Regions from separate parts of the Homo sapiens genome. Here region 2 is linked to region 1. The links are chromatin loops, found by intact Hi-C in ENCODE. Cell type or tissue: dorsolateral prefrontal cortex. All regions are shown on one strand. Each heading gives the region's core, and the rest is flanking DNA. Links, peaks and the distances in the headings are about the cores only. Region 1 overlaps MEF2C-AS2 (MEF2C antisense RNA 2). Region 2 has its middle 120 kb from the start of LINC02488.

Region 1 (2,918 bases), core at 331-2,830:
AGAGCCAGAGCTGCCAAATCCATTACATAATGCCAGTTCAAGCTGACACCTGTGCCTGCCCTGGAGCTAGATCAGGTTCTGGCGACTGCTCCAACCTGGAACGCCGGCTCAGTAGCGCCCAAGCCGAAGGCGAAGGGGAAGAGGAACGAAGTGTGGGATGGGGGGCGGCCCCTCATTGGGGGTTCAGGTAGGGATTGGATTCTGCAGGGAATGCTCCAAGGGTTGCTCCCTAATAATTTGGGACTGCGATAAAAAAAAAATAGCCGCAGTTTCGAAGTCCCAGAGCTTTATCAGGAAGCATTGGACGCCCCTTTCTCCTCCAGACTGGGGCGGGCTTCCAGGGATGCCCCCTCCGACCCCGTCACCAGCGGAGGACTCATCTGCCGCGGGGCTGCCGGAAGCTCTCACTCCCGCCAGCCCCCTGGGTGCTATTGATGCGGACCTTGGAGGTGCCTGCGGCGTGGCCTAACACGTGGACGCGGCCCATAACCCGCCCCGGCTGCTGCTTTCGCCTGAAGGCGGACAATGGCTTTATTAATCGGCCATCATTAAACTAACCCAGGAGAAGCCCCATCCCGCAATGAGGGCGCGGCAGGCTAATTTTGCCTACGGCTGAACAGTTGGGGCAAACGGTGGTTAACACGCTGGATCCCTCTCTAGTGAAGGCCCGACCGTCCCGATCTTTGGGGTCCGCACCAATGATCCCATGAAAAACAAAGGTCAGTCCCCAAACTCCTAGGAATCCACACTGTTCCTCTCCAAACTTCCTGCTCCCCGCTAAGGCAAAAGACCCCGAGCCTTGTAAACCCTTTTGTCAGAACGCGAATTAATGTTTCCAAGATTTTTTCTCAAAAGAATTAAGAGCTCTAGAGGCGCCTCTTCCACTCACTAGGGCACCATGTCAAAGGGACTCGTCATGGCGATTTACAAATATCACGATCGTGGACAGCGCTATTGGAATGTAACTTGGGCTTGGTTTCATGCAGTCCTTAAGGATTTCGTTGAGGCCCTGGAGACGTGACTAATTCCTCCCAGTCCATAGTGGGAAATGCTTATTGGGCTTTGGTTGAGATAAAATAAAATAAAATAAAAGCTAGACCCAAAGCTTCGTGTGGACCTTAAACACACACACACACACACACACACACACGCACAATAAGCAAGAGTCAGTGACCTTCTCTGGACATCGCAGCCACCCCCCTAGCTCCCGCGTTAAAATCACCAGAGTCAATTCCCGGCGTCGGTCTCCACAGTCAACCCCCGCCCCTTCCCCATTTCTCATCAAAAGGCAGGAGAAACGTCATATTTTATATTTCTTTTCTCCACATCTGGGCATTTTCTTGTGCATCATATCCTAAACAAATATTCTCCTTTTACATTCGTGTGCGCCTAGGACGGTGTGGACCTGCGCCCCTCTTCCCCGTAGCGACCGTGTTGGAGAAACTCGCTCGGAGGACCAGTGTGCTGCGGGGGCCAAAACTCACGCTGCCCAGCCTTGAAGAGCTGGAGAACGGAGCCGGGCCCCGCCGAACCTGCGCTCGCAGAGAATGTTATCTTCACAGCAACTTAGCAAGCCCCACAGAACAAAAGTTAAAGCGTGATTGCACTATACCTTGCCCCGGGTTACTCAGGCGCCTGTCTCCCATTTTGGACATGCAGGAAATGTTGGATTTGGGGAGGTTTGATTTGGCTGGGTTTGGTTTGTCTATATAAGCCCTGCTGGAGTACTGTACTGAGGAACGCGCCTTGATGGACTCGGGTGTTAATTAACGCGCTAATTTGAGCTTCAGGAGCGGGAGGCGGCCGGTAGCACCGCGAGCCGCGAGGGGCCAGTGACCTCTAGTGGACATGAGGAGATATGCAGCGCGAGTGAGCGTGTAGCAGAGAAAACTCTTTCCTGAGCAGCTGCTCGCGTGTCTCCTCTGAATCCAATGCAAGGGAGGGACACAAGTCCCCAATTTAAGGGAGAAAGAGCCGTCAGCAAGTGGTGTCGACCAAAGACCTTAGCTCTTCTGATGTATCTGAAATCTAAACGCAATTTAAGCGCGCGTGCACACACACATTGTTACTTATCAGTTTTTCCAGCGAGAGAAGAACATATGGAAAGGGTTTGAGAAGTGAGCGTGAATAACTTTGGTTTCTGAACCTAGAGAAAAGCAGGGCTTTCAAAGCTCCGGAGGCACCAGCGATTCAGGGGAAGGAGTCGGAGTGTGATTCTGTAAACAAAGTTCATCAGTACTCCCAAGATTTTTTTTTTTTTCTGTAAAGAATTGAGAAAAAAAAAACGTAAAAAGCTTAGTTGGGTCAACAACAAGAAAGTAATCGAACAAATGATGTGTGGAAAGGTCCAGATGCTCCTGAGTTCACACCCCTCAGGCAAATAAGAAGACAAAAATAAGAACAAAAGAACCCCTTCGCTTAACAAAAATAAAATAAAGGCCAAGAGGAGAAAATGATCTGTTTTGGTTTTTTAACCTTCATTTATTTCATTGGTTAGTTAAACTACTGCAGAAATTTTTGGAAAGATCGTCCTGGTGCTTCTGCAAGCGCCAAAAGCAAACCATGGACCTGATAGTTCAGGCAGAATACCATTTTTTAAAATAAACCAAAGTCTGTATTTTATCCTTCCCCATTCCACAGACCGCAGCAGACTGTGGAAGCTGGCGAGGCCCAGTAGAATCCCGCGACCCCACAGCCTCAGCGCTCAGGGTTCCACGGTCCAGTACAGGCTAAACTGACCTCGCCGACGGCCGCGCCCACTTGGGCACTTCTCCCGGGTCTTGTTCTACGGGCGTTTGAGGATTTCTTAGTCTCTTTCTTCCCTGGCACTCTTCCTCCGAGGCCAGAAGTCTGAATTACTAGCAGCTACCAGCCGCTTGGAGCGGGAACGTGGAGGTGATCCCCTCCCCGGGAGTAGC
Region 2 (2,918 bases), core at 97-2,596, 1.1 Mb before region 1:
TTCCATGGAGTAAGTTTACATGACAAAGGGAAAAATATCCTTCTAATGATAAAGTCCCTTCTTCTACAACACCTTTAAAGTTCTGTAACATGTTTTAATAGCTCAGGACCACAGTCGCAACACTCCTTTTGATCCATAAGTGGCAGTATCTATTTGTATGAGGAGGTACAATTGGCAGTGTGCATTCCCAATGTTGGTGATGATCTGTATGTCACAGGCTTCATTTCCAACAATGTTATATGTAAATTAGTTATACCTTCATGCCAGGGTAGAATGCCATTCACAGAGTAATTGCCAACATTTTTCCTGGTCATTCTATAGGTGGAATGAAAATAGCCATTTAGAGATCTATTTCTATGAATTAACAGGAAAAAAATATTATGTTGTACACATTCTTTACATTATTTTTGTAACAGTTATGTTCCTTTTTGGTTACATATTTAATATTATATTAAATGGAATTTGAATGCCCCTTCAGTATTTAACCTACTCTCAGCATTTTTTAAACACCTAGTGATTTTATATTGTTTAGAGTATAAGAATTATATAAAAATAAATTCTGTTGCAAATTATTTAAAGTCTTTAAATGCCATGAATGAAATATATGTTGACTAGATGTGTTAGAAATTACTCTCAGTTATTTTGGTAGTACGTAAAGCACAAATGTTTAAGTTAATTTTCTTGCTTTACTAAAAAGTGTTTGCTGTTTCTGAGGGTTTCTTTTGATTTCTAAGAGGAGCAGTACACATGGACCTAAGCACAAATAATGGCAAAGCTAATTGTTTCAAATGACAAGAGCTTAAAATTCTTAGGGAGGGAAATTTAGCAAGCAGACTTTGAAAATCTATGAAGTGAGAAAAAGGTACTAATAGGTGAATTAGGAACATAGACAATTTTTATTATAGCATGTGTGGGCTTTCCTCATTCCATTTAAATTTTCTCTCATTTTAGAAATGTAGTGATATATACTCCTACTTTTCAGTTTCACAGCAAAAGTGAAACAACTGCTTTCCCCCCACACAAAATGATTTGTAAATGCATTCTGTGAATAAAACACATTAAACGCCATTTGCATATAGTACGTTAACACATGAGAAAAATGGTTCACACAGTACATTAGGAAGGAAATAAACAGAAATGACTTTAAAATGCCTGCTATATTCATAACAATTTAAAAGATAACAGAGCAATGTATTTCAGGTGCATTGGACTTAATTCAGTGACAATGTTTTCTTTGGAAGCCCTTATTTACTAATTTTTTTTAAAAACACTCCTTTGCCAATTGCAGTGCTAAGCTGCCAAGATTTTCAGAGCTGACCAGGAGGTGGAGATCTCATGCAAATGAACTCTTCCCCTTGGCTGGCAGCCCACAATGACTGATTCAAAAGAACACTTTAACCCAGAAGATGAGTCTGAGCTGATTATTGCTGGCCAGAAACCACTCCAGTGTTCCATGCTAGATGGGAGGTTGCCTTCCAAATACTATATTGCCTTCCAAAATTTACTGGCTCCATTTCCGAAAAAGGAAGGGTTCAAGTTTTTTCTCTTTTTTAAAAGCAGAAATCCCCATATATTAAAAACCTTCCTATCTTTAAATTAAATTTCTAAGCTCCATTTTCTATGTCCCTCAACTTGTGTAACAACCGCTTACAGGAGTGTATGTGTACATCTTTATTCCTAGGCTGTCTGAATTTTACATGGCTAAGTTTCACTGTTTAATAATATATTGAATCTGAAAGAAATGTTGAAAAATATATATGTGTAAGTCTCAAAGTTTTATTAGTTTTTCTAGTGTGAACTGGCATACGATGTAATTTTGAAGAATAGTATAATGAAGGTATGTTGAATTGGCGAGATGCAAGTCCAGCAGTATATTATAACATCGTCATTTTACTTCAGATTCTGGTTTCATATACACTTCCGCCTTTGGTAATTTACATAAACATGCATAGTCTATGAATAATGCATAAACCTTATTTTAAATGCAGAGCTTTCAACTCTCGCAGTGCACTAGTATACACACCCATTTGATTGGCTCTGCCCTGTTTTCATTACTCACAATTTCTTGGAACACAAAAGAGGTTGAAAAGGCTGACAGGAATGGACAGTATTTTTTCTTGTGTGTGTGGGAAATATTTGTTTCCTTTTCAAAGCAATTGGTGTTGCAAAGTTTTGTCTGTGATTATTGTTCCTGGTTGTTGTTATTTTTTTTCCAAGAAAGAATGCATTAAAATGTCTGAACCTGCAAAACAGCAATCACAATCAGATACTTTATTTATTTTTTTATTTTTAAAGGATACTGCAGAAATTGTTTTCTATTTGCATAAATCTGAACACCAGGCTATAATAAGGAAGCAACCATTAGACTTTTGGGGCAATATCCCAATTACACTTGACTTAAGTGGGTAATCTTAAAGCATTGATTGAATAGTTATGCATCCAGAAAATATTAAAAGTTTAGCATTAAATTGTGCTTATTCAAGTAGAATTGAATATTCTGATTAACGTACACACATGAGTCCTCTGCATTTGAGACATTGTGATTACTTTGTTTTCATATGAGCTTATCTATATGAAATAATCCATCCTATGATATAAGAGGATATAGATATTTTTATTAAAATGGCAGTAATTAATTAAATAAAAAGCAATACAGTGGTATGTAACAACTTTAAAAAAAATTTTGTATTTGTTTACTAACCACCCTGTGATTTAACATTTTTGATATTGTTACTAAAATAATAATGCTTTGCTTTACGATAGTAAGAAATTTCCAATCTCTTTAAAAAAATTACTTCTTATTGTCATTTTTTATTCCTTTTTTCAGTTTCTCCTTATATATCTTTAAGATTTTGTTCGTTTTTCTCTTCTCTGCTTTTTTCCCTTTTTGCATAAGTTTTCTTTCACTCTCTATTTTA

What was found. A loop is a pair of places that touch in the nucleus more often than their neighbours do. Peaks named below come from ENCODE experiments on the same cell type or tissue, not always from the same donor. Only the 100,000 strongest peaks of a DNase experiment are listed, where the experiment ranks them.
Region 2: it touches region 1 in a loop (5-fold over the local background); 3 of 110 quality-filtered maps call a loop at or near these places.

The regions. Positions count from the first base shown.
Region 1 is chr5:88,689,301-88,692,218 of GRCh38, forward strand. All of the region lies in intron 1 of MEF2C-AS2 (MEF2C antisense RNA 2), which reads left to right. GSCAR (glioma stem cell association long noncoding RNA) reads right to left here. Exons shown (of 3, transcript XR_007058863.1): 3 at 2,457-2,918. It also overlaps a transcript of MIR9-2HG not described here. Among named protein-coding and RNA genes, the nearest start is that of MIR9-2HG, 5.9 kb to the left of the region's middle. RefSeq lists enhancers at 1-655, 656-1,335 and a silencer at 1,891-2,117. In dorsolateral prefrontal cortex, for the core only: a CTCF peak has its summit at 1,844 (motif pointing left); DNase peaks (open chromatin) are centred at 503, 1,504 and 1,831; H3K4me3 peaks cover 2,500 bases; H3K27ac peaks cover 2,500 bases.
Region 2 is chr5:87,539,898-87,542,815 of GRCh38, forward strand. No RefSeq gene overlaps it. Among named protein-coding and RNA genes, the nearest start is that of LINC02488, 120 kb to the right of the region's middle. In dorsolateral prefrontal cortex, for the core only: CTCF peaks have their summits at 1,321 (motif pointing right) and 1,522; a DNase peak (open chromatin) is centred at 1,364; H3K4me3 peaks cover 1,217 bases; H3K27ac peaks cover 2,057 bases.